Regions from separate parts of the Homo sapiens genome. Here region 1 is linked to region 2. A link is a loop called in an ENCODE intact Hi-C map of the cell type or tissue named here. Cell type or tissue: PC-9. All regions are shown on one strand. Links, peaks and the distances in the headings refer to the core of each region. The heading gives the core; the rest is flanking DNA.

What was found. A loop is a pair of places that touch in the nucleus more often than their neighbours do. Peaks named below come from ENCODE experiments on the same cell type or tissue, not always from the same donor. Only the 100,000 strongest peaks of a DNase experiment are listed, where the experiment ranks them.
Region 1: a loop joins it to region 2, with 12 times the contacts of the local background. A loop is called at or near these places in 4 of 110 quality-filtered maps.

The regions. Positions count from the first base shown.
Region 1 is chr3:55,513,605-55,522,600 of GRCh38, reverse strand. All of the region lies in intron 17 of ERC2 (ELKS/RAB6-interacting/CAST family member 2), which reads left to right. Among named protein-coding and RNA genes, the nearest start is that of WNT5A-AS1, 30 kb to the right of the region's middle. RefSeq lists an enhancer at 2,599-3,100. In PC-9, for the core only: no CTCF peak of the experiment used is centred there; DNase peaks (open chromatin) are centred at 3,340 and 4,000; H3K27ac peaks cover 2,353 bases.
Region 2 is chr3:55,616,999-55,625,994 of GRCh38, reverse strand. The region is part of intron 17 of ERC2 (ELKS/RAB6-interacting/CAST family member 2); the gene reads left to right. Among named protein-coding and RNA genes, the nearest start is that of ERC2-AS1, 14 kb to the right of the region's middle. In PC-9, for the core only: no CTCF peak of the experiment used is centred there; DNase peaks (open chromatin) are centred at 3,694 and 5,474; H3K4me3 peaks cover 718 bases; H3K27ac peaks cover 4,000 bases.

The DNA.
Region 1 (8,996 bases), core at 2,495-6,494, 100 kb after region 2:
GGCCTCAGATTCCCACTGAAATAACCTCTGCTTGCTTTTCTCAAACTCCTCATTCTTTGGAGGGGAATGTTATTGTTTCCCTTTAAGGTGGTCTGTTGGGCAAGGGAGGGTGGGAAGGAAAGGAGAAAGGAAGGAAGGATTCCTGTAGTTTTCATAAACAAAGATTGAAGACAATATAAAATCCAGACTGAATCTGCCTTTGTATCTCATTTAAGAACCCACTTCACTTTCAACTCTGCAGACCAAAACGAGGTAGCATTCTTCCTGTTCCTTTGTTTGCAGGTGAGGATTAGGGCCCAGAGAGGCAGCATATCGTTAAAAGGCCTGACTTCACCCAGCTGGTTGCTGGTTTGTGTTTATGTTTCCCTTTTCCCTTCTCCCCTACCAAAAATGGTCCCCTCCCCCCAGAGAAGACTATTTCCTTTTGTTGCGGGGAAACTCTGAATTGGTGGTTGCTTAGAAAACACATAGAAGTGTGTAGCAAGTTGAAGTTAAAAAATAGTTCATGAAATGCAAAACTCCATTTAGCCCCTATCTGCCAAGAAATAAATAGTTTAAAAAATGAATTTCAGATCACTGACAATGATGACTGTGTTTATGGCAGTGGAGTTGTCTGTCTTCAGCAGGCCATCCTTGCAGGCATACACCCAGCATTTAGAAATTAAACAAAAACACATTGAACTTGCTGCATTAGCTGTTGCCACATTGGAACGCTAATGGGTTTAGTGACCACAACCGACCCAGGCCAGCGTGTGTCAACAGCCAAAGGAGCAACCTCAGTCACTGTTTGTGCTTTGCCCAAGTTGTTACAAGCTTAATTCTTTGCAGCTTACTTTTCCTGCTGTTTTGGCTTCTCCCCCACCATGTCTTAGAAAGTGTAGCCCCAGCCCAGCCTCACATAGCAAGGCCACGGGGTCCTGGCAAGATGTCTGAAGATGCAGGCACCTCAGCCTCTTTGGTCTCATGAGCAGTTACATCAGGGCTCTGCCTACCCCCTTCTTTTGCCAGTCACTTCTATTAGGCGTTCTGGAAATGGCCCAGCCTGAAGCAAATGCAGACAGCCTCTTGATGAGCTACTCACCTGGAAAAGTGGAGTCTTTCTCTCTCTCTTCTTCTCCAAGAAAGTATGCTGCATAGCATTTCACCTCCAAGGTGGTTTCTTTGCACCACAGGCAAGCCTTCAGCCCTGCCTGAGAAACAAGGTCAAATGCCTCCATTTTTGCACAGCTGAATCAAGCACTGGGTTGTAGGATCTTGGCGGTGAAGAGGTTAAATTGCTCAAAAGGCTGGATCTGTGGTTTCCTGCCCACACTTGCTCTGGCCTAAGGCAGTGCTTGCTGTGTGGGGAGAGGGAAAGGGAGGTCTCGCCTGGACCCAGGTGGCCGACAGGCAAACCATGTTATTAAGAAGCAGGAATCGCAAAACCTTGATCTTCAAACGAGACCCCTAATTAGTCACCAGCCCAAGAGTAAATGGCATTCCACCTCAGTGAGGCGGGAAGGGCGCCTTCAAATCCTGGAGACTAATTGCCATTATTGGCTCTATGAAGATCCTGTTGTAAACACTTGTCATTGGAGCCACTTCTGGTCAGTAAACTTGAGATATCAAATTGTTCCTTCATGTTTCAAATTCTCCAGAATGCCTCTCTCTGGCTCCTTTTCTAGGAGGGGGCATCTCTTTCCCGAACATGACAGCTTTCTTAAGATCCAGTTTAGGGAGATGTCTTCCTGTGACTTGTATATGCTATGGCAGGCTCATCTTAAAACCAAGTTCTTTTCAGTAAAGGGCTTTTTAACAGTGTTTTACTTTATTTTCATTGGAATTTGAAAATGCCATCTCAAAAATAAGATAACAGGGCTTATTATCATGAAGATAATGGAGCTTACGTTTGGAGCACCTCAGGTAAGCTGACTTTTCCAAGGCCCTGGGAGGTGCCCCAGTGAAATGTTCACAAGGCCGTATCTTTTTATCAAGCTTGAAATAGTCAATTATTTATGTATTCTTTTTCTGAAAGAAGGCCTCTAAAATGGTACGAACTTTAGGCCACACAAAACCAAGATGTGTTCCACAGTATTCAAGGTGTGTTTCTCCCTTTCCTATCATGTGTTCTTGTTGCTTCTGGAGATAAGTATTTTCTCTCTTCTTAGATTTTTTTTTTTTTTTTTTTGAGACAGAGTCTCACTGTCTCCCAGGCTGGAGTGCAGTGGCACGATCTCGGCTCACTGCAACCTCGGCCTCCTGGGTTCAAACAATTCTCATGCCTCACCCTCCTGAGTAGCTGGGATTACAGGCACCTGCCACCATGCCCGGCTAATTTTTTTATTTTTAGTAGAGACAGGGTTTCACCACGTTGGCCAGGCTCTCAGGCCATCTGTCCCCCTTGCCCTCCCAAAGTGCTAGGATTACAGGTGTGTGCCACTGCGCCTGGCTGCCTTTTTGTTTCTTGAGCCTGTTTGGCATTTGTGAAGGGTACGGTAAACTTTTCCAGGCCACATACAGGGTGCAAGGTTTTGTCTAATTTTATCCTTTTTTTTCCTTTTTTTTTGGAGACTGGGTCTCACTCTATCACCCAGGCTGGGGTGCAGTGGCATAATCATGGCTCACTGCAGCCTTGACCTCCTGGGCTCAATCAATCCTCCCACCTTAGCCTACCAAGTAGCTGGGACTACAGGCACCTGCCACCACACCTGGGTAATTTTTTGTATTTCTTGTAAAGATGAGGTTTTGTCGTGTTTCCCAGGCTGGTTTCGTCATGTTTCCCAGGCTGGTTTCAAACTCCTGGGCAAGCAATCCACCCACCTCAGTCTCCCAAAGCTCTGGGATTACAGGCATGAACCATGATGTCCAGCCTAAATTTACCCTTAACTAGGAGAATGTTTCCAGAGATTGGGATCAAGAGATCCTGGATCCATCTGCTTCAAGGGCAGCCTAGATAATATCAAACCCAGATGGCAGAAGAGATCAATATAAGGAAGTTTGGGAGCCATGGGAATTTGATCTGGTCCCAGGGTCTCAGGACCACTGGAATTCTATTATCTGGACACTTTCATGGTACTAAGTATTAAATATGTCAGCGTGTGAGAGAGAAAGGGAAGAAGAAAGTAGTAAATCATTTCTGAATACTTCTTGGAAATGGTGAGTTTTTTCATTCACCTTTAACAATGATTTTTAGCCAGCATCAATGGGCCCTGGGATGAGGTATTCCACATTAACATCCATAGCCAGCCATGTGGCAGGGCTACATTTCAGATGATGTCAAGTATCCCCTTTCTCATGGAGCTGAGCTTCAGAACTGTTTCTTCAGCAAGCTCAGGAATCACTATTACTCAGCAATAATTCCTTTGTGTGAACAGTTTAGGGCAGGACAGGGAGTGGGAGTTCTAGACACAGGCTTAGGATATTTGTTCATAGGATACCATTGTCTCTGTGATGAAAGCCACAGTTTTCCCTCTGCAGGTAACCTAATAACCTCAGGCAGCTCAGAGAGCAGAGGTACCGGCGCTACCCAAGTGGGGTTCTCCAGGATGACTCGGACATCCCCCTCTTTCCAGAGTGCAGGTGTTCTGTTTGTTGGATCAGCCCCCATCTCTGATGTCAGTAGTGGCACCCGCAAAGATTCCCAAAGCATTCTTTTAACCTGTATGTTACACTGATTTGAGATGTTAGAAATTGTATTCCAAACCTTTGGTTATTTTAACTAGTTCAGAAAAGAAAGACTATCATTAGTTTTGACAACAAACAAAACCAGTTTTTGTTCTATCGGTTGTGTTTAAAAGATTCCAATTTCAAACTAAACACAACGTGTGGTTATTCTGTCAGCGATTTATATAGCCACCAGGGCGCCACAGTTACACACTGCATACATCATTGTATTTTTAAAATGTACTTAATGAACTTTTTTTTTCTTTTCTAGTAACTACTTCATTGCCTTAAATGAATGCATTCCAATAGAATTTGTAACAAATGACCACTTTGTGTTTGCATTAATGCCAAACACGTTTAACAAATTTTTAACAAGGAAGCTTGGCAAAATGCCAAACTCCTAGAGGGACACTGAAGGAATGCTATAAATTTAAACTAGATTTCACCTTTTCACTTAACTCAGCAAGTGTCTTAGGTGTCTCGCTATCTCAGGATTGTAGCATTTCTGTTTTTATGTCAGAAAAGTTGTACATTTTCATTATTTTTATTACTGAGGTTGTACCTACCTATTTCCACAGGACTTTTCAATCTATGCAACTGTTTCTGAAATAATATGAAAGCAGCTTAGAAATTAATCTTTATTTCTCCAAAAGTGTTCATATCTTATATAGGTTGGTAGATGCATGTATGCATATACTGTACATATCTACCAACATATCACTGCTTAAAACAGCACAGTCAACCAATTGTGTACAGTAACAATTGACTAGGCCAGTGGTTGTCAAGTGGAGCAATTTTATCTCCCAGGGATATTTGGCCATGTCCTGAGACATTTTTGATTGCATGACTGGGAGAGGGGCAGTGCTGCTGGCATCTAGTGGGCAGTGGCTTGGCATGCTGCTAAACATCCTACCATGCACAGGGCAGCCCCCACAGCAAAGAATCATCCAGCCCCACATGGCCGTAGTACCAAGATGGAGAAACCTTGGAGTAGAGTGACAAAGACCTTTGGCCATGGGCAGTCTCTCCTGTTAAAGAAGGTATTCTTTTGAGGAAAAACAATCAAATACATTTCTACTCAACCAATGCTTTAAAAAGTGCATAGAGTACCTAATGCTTGTGTTAAATGGCAGATATCTGATCTTTTATTTCACTGCTTTCTGCCCTTGAGAAGACAAAAGCCCAAAATGTAGACTAGGGTGGTGCTGGGGCTGGCCGGTGGCCAGAGTATATGCAAGACCAGCCGACTCGTGCCTGGTTCTGCCAGTGGGGAGAAGGCCATGGCTGGGCGCTGGGAACCATCTTGCAGGCAAGGCTGATTGAAGGCAAGGAGAGCATATCCAGGAGATAGTTTTAGGTGTTCTGTGAACAAGCACTTTTACTTTAATAGCCATGCAATTATCATAGTGCATATTAGACAGATAATGGTTCTATTATGGCAGCAAAATAAATATTTCTTTAAAAAGGAAACATTTAGGTTTTTGATAATTTTTTTTTTTTTTTTTTTTTTTTGAGACGGAGTCTTACTCCGTCACCCAGGCTGGAGTGTAGTGGCACAATCTTGGCTCACTGCAACCTCCACCTCCACCTTCCTGGTTCAAGCGATTCTCCTGCCACAGCTTCCCTAGTAGCTGGGATTACAGGTGCCCGCCATTACGCCTGGCTAATTTTTGTATTTTTAGTGGAGACGGGGTTTCACCATGTTGGCTAGGCTGGTCTTGAACTCCTGGACTCAAGTGATCCGCCCGCCTCTGCCTCCCGAAGTGCTGAGGTTACAGGCGTGAGCCATTGCACCCGGCCAGTTTTTAGATAATTTTTAAAAAAATGTTAGTTACATATCACAGGTATTGTGGAGAGGTTACAAAAATGGGAAAAGTAGGACACAAAAGACAGGTTTAGGAAATGCTTGCCTCAAGGAGGCAGTGGTCTCTGGAGAGAATGGTCGCTGGAGTCCAAAAGACCTGGATTCAAATGAGGCCCCAGGGAGCTGGGGAATTTTACCAAAAGCATCCAGTTCTTCTAAGCTTTCGTTTCCTCATCTGCATGAGGGGCTATTAACCAACTGCATCAGTACCTCAGTGCTATCGAGCTGGTTTCAGATAATTAATGCAAAACACAGAGGGTGGTGGCAGATAGCACGCAACAAATGGTACCTGTTAATAATTCTGACCACAATAATAATGACAAAAATAAATCCTACGGAGACATAGCAGTCTGTGCTGCCATTTTGATGTACACAGCCTATATTCATTTGAATCCCTTCATTTAAAACGTTATGGATGAGTTATACCCCGTGCACAGAAACCAAAGTTGAAATACCAAGTCCCTCCACTGCCTCCTCCCAGCAAACTCCGTCATCCCTAACAGCAGTGTGCAATTCTGAGCACAGGGCTGGCCCCGCCCCACCCCCATCCCAGCCCCCAGCCCTTTGGGTTCTGAAGTGTTACATTTTATTGCCCCGTGGAGCTGTAGGAGTCCACTCTCAAGGTAAAATGTTGCTCTCCACTCATATTTTTTGAATTATGGTTTCAAGGTGGTTGCTTCTATCAAGAAAATTAAATGATTTAACATAATTTGTTGCCACTTTGATCACAACAATAATAAATAAATCTTCATGAGGAAAACGGGAAACCCATTCCACCCCGTTTTTAAAGATGTTAAGTAATAACACAGATGTAGTTATAGTTTTGGTTTTTTGTTTGTTTTTTTTTTTTTAGCAGAAACGACTCTATTGGGTTTTCCTGTGAGCAGAGTGGCTTCATGGAGCTGTTCTGCAGGATGCCCGCTGCCCCCAGAAGGAGCAGCTCTTCTCCTCCAACCGTTGTTAATTAGTCTATCAGGGGCTTGCCTTTTATGTGGGCACCACGTGCAGCGTGTTAGGGGCATCTGAAGCCGTCGTGAATGGGTGTCTGTTTTTGTACCTGGGGGCACACTGCACACATTTGGAAAGCACATGGAACATAATGGACATTAACCCAGATGTCAAAAATAGCCTGCGTTTTACTACTGTTATTAAACAGTTTCCCCTTTAACCCCTCCGTGTTTACCAAAGACCCCTTTCTCCCAGCCTGTTTCTGCAAATCACTACTGAAAGGGCAGGAGAAGAAAGCCATAATCGGGCAGGTGTCTTTATTCCAAAGAAAAACAGTCTGAAGGAATATTTGTGAGACACCACACGTTTATAGCCTGCTCTCCCTGGGGCGTCTGTCCTGGGGCGGAATCTTACTGCTGTGCTCAGTCACCCACCCCGCCCCTCACACACCCCCACCTAGAACCAAGTCAAGAGCAGCAGTCCCACCCAATACTGGTTTCTCCCCACAAAGAAAATAGCTTTATATTTTAGTATGATACTATTTATACATTCTTAGGTTTAAAAAAATCCAAAAAGAGCAAAAAAAAAAAAAGTCTGAAGGAGAAAATTTTAACGGCTGGGCACCATGGCTCATGCCCGTAGTCCCAGCTACTTGGGAGGCTGAGGCAGGAGAATCGCTTGAACCAGGGAGACAGAGGTTGCAGTGAGCCGAGATTGCGCCACTGCACTCCAGCCTGGACAACAGAGAGAGACTCCATCTCAAAATAAATAAATAAATAAAAATTAAATACAGGGGAAAAGTTTAAAACCACCACCCAGAGATAAATATTAATAATATTCTAATGTATACACTTGCAAATGTTTGTTTATGTGCATGTTGATGCAAAAATGAGATGAAGCTATGCATATAAAATGGTAATCTGCTTTTTCCACTGAAAAGTTGTGGACGGACATCTTTTCCTATCAAAAGAAAATAAAGATTGACGTCATAATTGTCATCAGTCACTTAATAAATCTTAGGCATCCCTATCACAGTTCCCCGTTCCTTTTCTTCATGGTGCAAATGTTTACATTCTCATTCATTTATTGATCTGTGTGTCTATTTGTTTCTGTCTTCCTCCCAAGAATACAGGCTCCATGAAAGCATGGACCTTGTCTGTTTTTCTCACTATTATATTCCTGGCATCAAGCACACTGCCTGACCCAGCGTGGTGCTGCATTAGTCTTCTTTGGCTACATAGCAAATTACCATAAATATGGTGGTGAAAATAGCACCCATTTATTAGCTTACAGTTTTGTGCATAGGTCAGAAGTCCAGATGGGCTCAACTGGGTTCTCTGCTTAGGATCTCATAAAGCCAAAGTCAAGGTGGACTTAGCTGGACTTTAATCTGAAGGCTCCAGGAAGCATCCACCTTCAAGCTCCTTCGGGTTTTTGGCAGAATTCATTTCCTCGTGGTTGTAGGTCTGTGGTCCCTGTTCCCTTGCTGACAGTCACCTGGGTGACATTCTCACATCCTATAGGAAGCTCTCAGGTCCTTGCCCCTGGCTCCCTCCATCACAGCACAGCCAATCCCTCTGGTTTCAGATTTCCCTAACTTTCTCTTCTGCTACAGCAAATAAAAGTCTCTGCTATTAAAGGGCGTCTGTCATTAAATTAGGTCCACTCAGATCCACCCTTTTTTAAAAAATTTTATTTTTTATTTTAGACAAGGTCTTACTCTTGTCTGGAGTGGCACAATCACGGCTGGAGTGGCACAATCCCAGCTTACTGGATTGGCAGGCTGGAGTGGCACAATCACGGCTTACTGCAGCCTCGACCTCCCCAGTTCAGTTGATCCTCCCACCTCAGCTTCTCAAATAGCTGGTACCAAAGGGGCATCCACCACACCCAGCTAATTTTTAACTTTTTTTGTGGAGACGGGTTTTTGCCATGTTGCCCAGGTTGGTCTCCAATTTCTGGGCTCAAAATATCCACCCACCTCAGCCTCACAAAGTGCTAGGATTACAGGCATGTGCCACCTCGCTTAGTTGATAATCTCCCTTTAGACTAATTTGAAGTCAACTGATTAGTAACTACATCTGTAAGGTAACTTTATAGTAAACGTGGTCTGAAACGTTCTCACTCCCTGTGCCAGGGATTCGGATAGGGAATCTTGGATAAGGAGTAGATTTAAGGATTCTGCCTACCTGAGGTACTCTCTAAACTGGTAGGCTGGGTTTAGTGGCTCATTCCTGTAATCCCAGCACTTTGGGAGCCTGAGGCAGGTGGATCACTTGAGCCCAAGAGTTTGAGACGAGCCTGGGCAACATAGTGAGAACACATCTCTGTAAAAAAATACAAAAATTAGCCAGACATGGTGGCATGTGCCTGTAGTCCTAGCTCCTTGAGGGGCTGAGCTAGGAGGATTGCTTGATTCCAGGAGGTCGAGGCTGCTGTGAGCCATGATCACACCACTGCACTCCAGCCTGGGTGACACAGCAAGACCCTGCCTTAAAATAAAAGATATGTATATATATATATACATACATGCACACACGCT
Region 2 (8,996 bases), core at 3,419-7,418:
GAACACACCTACCTGAGATAATAGGGTACTTCTTTAAATGTTTTCTGAACCCACCACAAACCTCCTGTAGAAATACAGACATGCCTTTCAGTCCCCTTGAGTTAACTCAAGGGCTTAAAGGGATAATGCGCCCTGTATTTCACTTCGGTTTAAGTCTTTGTGTTGCTGACAGGGCTTAAAATGGGCAGGTAATCACTGGTACAATGTGTCATCTTTTTTCCTCCCTCTTCTTTTTTTTCTTTTTGAGACGGAGTCTCGCTCTGTCGCCCAGGCTGGAGTGCAGTGGCGCGATCTCGGCTCACTGCAAACTCCGCCTCCCAGGTTCACGCCATTCTCCTGCCTCAGCCTCCCGAGTAGCTGGGACTACAGGCGCCCGCCACCACGCCCGGCTAATTTTTTGTATTTTTAGTAGAGACGGGGTTTCACCATGTTAGCCAAGAAGGTCTCGATCTCCTGACCTCATGATCCATCAGCCTCGGCCTCCCAAAGTGCTGGGATTACAGGCGTGAGCTACCACGCCCAGCCTCCTCCTCCCTCTTCTTATGAAATAAAGTGAAAAGCACTTACTTTTTTTTTTTTAACTTAGCTATTTCTTTCTCTTTTCTTTTTTTTTTTTTTTTCTTTTTTTGAGTCGGAGTCTCACTGTGCCACCCATACTTGAGTGCAGTGGTCCGATCTGGGCTCACAGCAACCTCTGCCTCTCAGATTCAAGCGATTCTCTTGCCTCAGCCTTCCAAGTAGCTGGGATTACAGGCATGCATCACCACCCCTGGCTAATTTTTGTATTTTTAGTAGAGATGGGGTTTCACCATGTTGCCAGGCTGATCTCGAACTCCTGACCTCAAGTGATCCGCCTACCTCGGCCTCCCTAAGTGTTGGGATTACAGGCGTGAGCCACCGTGCCTGGCCTAAGCTATTTCTTTTAAATAAAACAAGGTTATCACCATTTTCCTTTTTGGAAAGACTTGGTTTCCATGGAGAGATGGAAATGGATGGGGTATGTAATAAAAGGGACATAATAAACAAGCCTCCATTTACACTGACATCTTAATTTATCAGGCATTAAGTGGCTGATATTAAATGTTAATGAGGTCTCTGGAAGAGGGAACTAGGGACCAGCCAGGACTGTGTCTCATTCAGTGGCTTCAGGACCAGGTAGAAACCTCAGTTTTCTCATTTTTTTTCTTCCTTTTTCTTTATCATACCGACACCACAGACATGGTTACCATTTATTGACCACTTTGGGATGAGCAGACCTTGTGCTAAGTGCTTTCCATCCAGGTGAAGTCAGCACACTTATTCCCATTTTGCAGAGGAAAAAGCTGGGTTTCCACTGAGTCAGTGCCCCGAGCCAAGGCTGCTGAGTGGCAGAGCTGAGCCTCAGACCCATGCCGTCAGACTCCAGACCCTGAGCATTAACACCTCATGTCTAGTCACTGGCCAAGGCCAGCCTGTTCTTCCCACAGGGCACCTCTCCCATCCACCACTTCCTCTCTGTCCTCTCAGCACCAGTCTGGGGTGGTTTCCCTGACTCAGAACTTTCCCATCCCATCCACCCTGCATGCCCCAGCCATGTTCACCTTCCTGAAACACCACGTTCTCTGTGTCCCTCCCGTGGCGACACATTGTCAGTTCCTCTTTATTTCCAACCATATTAGGTTCAACTACCTCAGACTCGTCCTCACATTCCTCCCGCATGGGCCCCCCTGCGCAGTTTTATGAATTTTCCACCATTCCCAGATAATGAGGTATCATTTTTCCTCTTCTAAAAATAGTGTTCATTCCTTTTTTCACATCTCTGTGCTTATTGCTTGCCATTATCTAAAATGCCCAATATCTGCCTACATCCTACCTGTTGGATTCAGCCCAGATATGCTCCTTTAGGAAACCTCCTCTGAAATTCTGAATATGCCATAAACCCCTCTCTCTTGAGCTGTTGGAGTCCTAACCCAATTTTCTTTGGAATTCCCTTCTCTTGATCACCGTTGGCAGATTCTCCTTTGGCAATCATACATGAAGCAAGACTGGAAATTCCCTATAGACTGTTAGAAATGCAAAATGCTTGTTACCCAGTGCTGCAAAGAAATAGCACTTGAACATAAATTTAATTCTCTCAGCAAGTCAATTTTTACTTTCTGCAGAAAGGGTGCCCCTTGCAGATGGAACAATGGCGAGAGCACACCTGGACAGGGGAGGGGAAGTAGTTCTTATTCCTGATGCAGGACCCTACTGCTGTGTCGTTCCTCTATTGGCTAGGGTTGGACTGCTCAGTCTAAGCTAATTCTGATTGGCTATTTTAAACAGAGCAGGGGTATGAACCAGAGTGGCAGGGTGAATAGTTTGGTGGGAAGGACAGTTAGGAATAGATAACTAAAGGGGACTTAGGTCAGAGCAGGTGACCAGGCATGACTGAGGTCAAAGCAGGTGACCAGGGGAACAGATGTGAACTACTGATTAAAACTGGTGGAAAAATGTTGTTTACTGAAACTAGAAGCAAGAGGGCGAAGAGAACCAGGAAGTTAAACTTTAAAATGGAAAATCAAAGAATAAGAGAGCTGAACATACTGACATACTGATTCTTTGAAGAGAAACTTGGGGTTCACTATACTTAACATGACAAAGTAGGGGTCTTTACTTCTGTAGTTCTCTCTGTGCTTAACAGAGGAATAGAAAATCATAATTACAGCTAACATTTATTGAGCACTTCATATGTGCCAGGCACTGTCTTCATGTATTAATTCTTTCAGTCTTTACAGTAATCCTCTGTGGTAATGAGGAAACTGAGGGAATGAAAGCTCAGGTGACTTGCCCAAGTGGTGAAACTGAAATGCAAACCAGGCAGTGGGGCTTGTGCCTCCCACTGCACTGTGCCACTTTATACCATCCTCAGGTCAGAAACAAGTCACATGTGGGCATGGAGAACAAATCAGAGAACATGAATTCTTTATCTGGAATTTTGCTCAGCTGATAAAGCTCATTGGTTCCCAGCCTTCCTCTAGAAGTGGATTCACAGTTCTTCCCTTGTTGCTCCACAGCTGGGGAATTTTGTGTTGAATCAGAATGTTCTGGTTTAGAAACATTTTCTGGGTTTGAATCAGCATGGTCCAAGTCTCGGTCGGAACCAACTTGACGTTTGCATGGCAGATGGAACTGGAGCCCTCACTCCTCCTCTAATATGAGGAGGAGGAACTCAAGCACTCACTCTTCCAGTAATATGACCCTCTTCTGTTTGGTATTAGATGCTTTAATCCTTTCTGGACCAAGGCAGAGTATAAACAAACAAAGTCAAATATTTAAAATTTTTAACAGCAGCAAAAACTTCCATAAGATTCTTGAAAATGAACTCCAATTTGATCATTTTGAGGACTGCCTAGGTTAGCACTGCTACTCTGATTCCTGTGTCTCTGTAGCACATTTAAGCTGCTAATTTGAAGAAATTGCTGGTAGCTTGCATTTGCCCATACTGCAGAATTTCAAATGCTATGATATATTTTCCACACTTTTATCTTCCTTTGGCCAAGTAGATGTTGTACTTTTTATTTTTTTTCCTTTGGTCAAATTCAATCAAATTGTCATCATTAGAAACACAAGGAAAAAATCACATTGATAAAAGACCATTACATTTTAAGATCCATGATGTGTCACTGTCTACTTGAGAATCCACTGGCTGCTGAGGTGGTGCCTTCTCCACCACATTTCTGACTCATTCCCAGAATAGGACTTTGTATGGAGTCAGCACTTCATATTTGTTATATCAGGTGGAATTTTGGGTGCTTTACCTGGCTTCTACAAATAGTGTTGTTTTGGTCATCGAAAGCAAAGCGTTCTTTACCAAGGGAAGTGTGGCCGGATTTTCAAACAGTTATGTCTGTCAAGTTAGTCTGGGGAATTTGACAGTGCCAGCTATGGATGGCGGTACGAAGCAAACAGATTCGGATGGAAAAATTCTTACCCAACTATGTCCAGTTAGGTTTATGAAAAGAGCACCATTATACCAGGCCTCCTTTGAACAAGAAAGGAAATAGCTTATGTCATGTGAATACAAAGTCCCACAGGAGTGTGCCCTGACTTTCCTTTCCAGCCTCAATTTTCACTGCTGCTTGGCAGGGATGTGATGCTCTGGAACACTCACCTGCCTGGCATTTTCCACGTATCCCATGTCCTCCTCCAATCCACGCCTTTGTTCTTTCTCTCCCTCCTGGAACTACTTTTCTCCCCCAATTGGCCTAGCTGTCTCCTGGCATTTTCTAAGGCCCAGACTAGGAATTCTTTTTCCCAAGGAATCTCCCCTGACCACCTCCCTTCCAAAAGTGAAATGCCACTTTTCAGTGCTTCCAGAATTTGCTGTGCATGACTGTCCTGTTACCTGTTAACACTTTGCATTATAATTATCAAGGTGTCTGTGTCTCCAGCCAGCCTGAGTGTTTCTTGATCCCTGTATCCCTAGCCTAGTACAGTGCCTGAAATCAGTGCTTGGGGGCCTTGTTAAAAGAAGAAACGGCAGGAGGGGAACAGTAGTAGATAAGCGATATTTCACAAAGGAAAAGGAGAAGCTATAACCTGTCTGTATGAACTCCCCAAATATGTCCCGTTCTTTCTTTGTTGTCACCCACCCTCTTTTGCTTTTCATGAGGGAGTGTTTGCCCTAAGTGAAAAGGAAAACCCACTTGTCTTTAGGGACATGTTATGCATGTGGAAGTCTGGCATTCCCAGCTGGGCGTTTAACCAGCCCACCACTTGGGTGTTTTATAGTAGTGTCTCAAGAGGTGTTATCTCCCTCTTTTAGGTCTTTGGAGAAAAAAAAGGTGATCAAAGAAACCAACTCTGGCTGGAGGGGGGGCAGTTAGAGTCAAATCGGGGTTTTAGTGGATAAGAAAGGGGACAGAATGGAAATGGGGTATGGATGATGCTAATATGAAGAATGTGCTTCAAGGCCTCCTGGCTATTTTTGCATGCAACCATCTTTCATATCCCTATAAGATAAAATCACTGTGAAGGGTCATAAACCACTGTCAGAGTATTTGACAAGCCCCATAGGTAGTTGTTCCGAGCTAGTAAAAGCATCTTAATTGGCCTAAATGACAACAGTTATGTTATAAATATCTAGAATTTATGACCTGAGAAGGCGTAATCACATCTTCCATCAGTTAAGTTTGCATAGGAGCAGCTTGAGGATTTAAGATAGGGCTGCAAGTTGGGGAAAATCTGATTAGCCTTAACTTTATGACAAACACAGAGCTAAGTGAATCGGAGTGCTTTCAAGTTCCTGATCCCTGGGAGTTAAAGGCAGTGGTGTTTCAGAGTCGGTAAAAGCCACCCAGTTCCCTCTGTGCAGCTGTCATTTTATTGGCCTTGTAAAGTCTCCCGTACACTGTGACAAATCCAAGACCATATACCTGCGAAGAAGAGATGTTTTAGATTATGGGGCACAGAGGAAGCAGACGGTGGGGTTAGAGGGTGAAAACCTATGTGTTTATGCCGATCCTTCTCCGGAATGTGCAGAGTCATTGTGAAAAGCAAGTCCGTGCTGCTTTAGGGCTCGCTCCAGGGTCTGATGAGACACCTCATTTTCTGTGGTAATTGAGGAAGCGAAATTCAAAGCAGGGTTTAAAAGTTGAGTTTATACATCTAAAAACCCCACACATCTTTCAAGTTAGCTGGAAATTACACTTGGATTTTTAAAATATGATTCATTTCCTGAATTTTTATTATGGGGATGGCATTATTATCAAGAGTACTACTACATCTAAAGCAAAAATCATAACAAAGCCAATCTGTTGAAAGGATGGGTGTTTTAAGAGACACATTGTAGAGATAAATTTGATGTCATTGATCAACCAGGTCATTGCCTGGGGACTCGCTGGTCAATGGAGTGGAGTCATCTTTGAGGTAAAAGGCAAACAGCCAACTTAATCCCAATTTGCAGAGCTTCAAAGGTGAACAGTCATTTTGCCAGGCAATGAAGAGCTCAGGTTATCTATTTAATGCCAAAGTCTGTGAAGTCAGTGAAATTTCTTTAATGAATTTGAGAGCAATCCTTCAAAGAACCCTTGATTGAAACCCCTAGAGAGGCCAGTTGTCTTTGAACTCAAGAGATGAAGTTTATCCTAGATTAACCTGATCTTTCAGTTTGCTCTGTCTTGTAATGTAGAGACAGAGTTCTGAATTTTGAGAGAAGCGTTATGGTGCTTTGGCAGGCATATCCAAATCCGATGTGTTTATTATAGCAATGTAGGAACACTTTTAGCTTTGTTGGTAAGGAGGTCTACCAACCAAAGGATCCACTTTACATATGAAATTTTTGTACATGTCTACCATGTTCCAACAGTTTCTGAAGATCAGATGGGTCCCAAGGTATATACTCAGTTTGTTACTTCTCAGTGGGTATGAAACAAAACTTCAGTTTTGGTTTTATTATTATCGTACGTTTCACTGCACTTTCATACCCTTAAACCTTGCATCTCTCAAATCTGGAACTCTGTGCCTTACGATGTGGAAGAAATAGGAAATCTGGAACTGATTATGAAATTATGAAGCAGGGAGATGCAGAAATGTGCGAGGATCAGTGTACAAATGCATAAACCCTGATGCACACAAAGCCTGGTGTGAAGGACACATCACTTTGGATTGGAACCCTGCTTTTACATTTGAGCGTAACGCAACCTAGCATTTGCCTTGTGTAGTGCTTGGGAGCTTTTGGTGTTAACAGAATTCTTTTCTAAAGAAATTCCTTCGGATTTCTTCAGAATTTGTCCAGTTTCCAGGTTCCAATAGGAAAAACATGGACAAGGTTTTAATAGAAAAATAGTGCTCCAGATTTTTCAGTTGGCAAGTGCCGTACTTAAGAACTGTTCCTGTTTTATTAAGTGGTACAGGTTAGCTTAATAGGGGAGTCCTCGACATTTGTACCATGATTCCAGGAAAGAGAGACACCTGGGTCCCCTGGAGAAGACACCTGTTGGGATTTTGAGCCCACTTGTGGTTTTACCATTCCATTCGCATCTCACTGGAGACTACGCTTGAACAACAGTTATATGTGCTGATAAGGCAAGACCAAATCCATCAGCGTTCTCTACTCCTGCCTCCTCGAGAAAGGATAGCTGGGTCTTCCCATGATGTTGTTTCAGCTTTTCCTGTTGATCAGGACAGTAATGATGGTGGTGGGAATGTTTTGTTTTTATTCAATTTTATTGTTCTGCTTTAGTGTTTTAACATTTCTAAAGGCAATGCATTTTTCTCATTAAACATTTCAAATAATTCAAAAATCTTTGCCAAAGAAAATAAAAGTCCCCTCTAATCCACCATCCAGAAATACTAACATTTTGGTGAACTATGTATCTTTCTAATTTTACTATATATAGACTCTTAAAAAGAATGGGATTATATTATAAATGTTTTTATAATCTGCTTTTTGAACTTAACATTGTATGTTGGACACTTTCCACATTAATAAATATACACCTATGGAATCATTTTTATAGTAACGGAGTATGGAATTTTGCATTCTTTAGCCAGTTATTAATGGTGAACTTTAGATGTTTTAAAATGTTCCCTAGTAGAATTCCCTAAAGCCTTTTGGGCTTAACCTTTATTCACTTAGCCAATAATTTCTTTGGAATAAATTCCTAAAAGGGAAGTTGCACATTAATATTGATAAAGATTGTGAAATGGCCTCCCAGAGGTGATGCCCATTCACCCTGCTTTAATGCCTTGAATGGCACCACCTCTCTGTACTTACCCCAAGTCTCTTTGTTTGGTGTTGCTTTGCTTTTCCAATTTAACTCCAATAGGTAAAGAGCTCTCAGTATTTTTCTTCTGGGTGGTAGGGTACAAACCAACAAAAACAACCAACATGCTTAATTTGCAAGTTGGTTCAGGGAGAGATGAAAAATATCTTTACAGAAGTAAACACCAATCTTATGACTGCCCATATGATATACTCCATTTCTCCCACCACCGAGATTTGTATAGTTTCTCTCCTGTCAGTATAATGCTCTATCTAAAATTTTAGAGGTTTCAGAATGGGTTGCCTATCCCAGTTTCCTTGTGAAAACAATTTTCTTTATTGTAAGTAAAGATTTCTAGGCCTTGGTCAATAAAAGAGAAATGGCCAGTGCTAGAAAGAGTCAAGTGGCCCCACTTCCCTTGCTCCAGATCTTAAAAACACCTAAAATGAAGCTCAATTAACTGGTTAATTTTTGCTGGTCATACGTTTTGAATGTGGAACTTCTTGGTCATTTGAGGGGTCTGACATTCTGGGCCCTTTTATCCTTTTATTGGTGAATTCACTGAAGTGTAGGCAGACAGAAAATGTTCAAGTGGCAGGCAGATAAACTTGTTAAATCCCTGGAAGTCTTTCCTTCTTTGCTCTGGGAGTTTATCATCTTGGCAGAGTTAAAAGGCAATTAGGCCTGCAGGTCTTTCCTGGCTTGTTTATTGGTGGTTTACACATGGGTGTTGAAGAGACAGGGCCATATTAAACATTCTGATCCTGCTGGCCGGAGGGGAATGAGACCTCAGCCCAACTTGGTAAGTCTCCTTGAGAGACAGCCTTGCCAAAACGCTGGAGGAAAATTGTTTAAATATAGTACCTGTGCCCCACGATGCTCATTGTTGGTGGAAAATTGCAGTCGGCTTGCTTCATGCTGTGTTCCATTTCCTGGGAAATGGTTTTATGGAAGGACATTTGATGAAAAAGTTCATTCCTTCTGTAATTGTTAGCTGCCCCTGTGGTGTGAGTTAAGGTAGAGGCGCACTGGAAATATTTCTTGCCCCAAATCTCTAGGGCAAGCCCCTTGCATGAGAAGGGAAGGCTATCAGTTTGAAACTGGGTGAGGGACAGATTTCCATTAAGTCCTCTGGTCCCTCTGAGTTCTCAGAGTCTCCCCAGCCAGGCTGATCTTGGGCAAAATTTGTAAAGGAGGTGGGTCTTGGGTTTTTGCAATCACTTCTTCCTTTTCTCACACCCTGCCTTCCATCGGCAAAGCCTGCAGGCT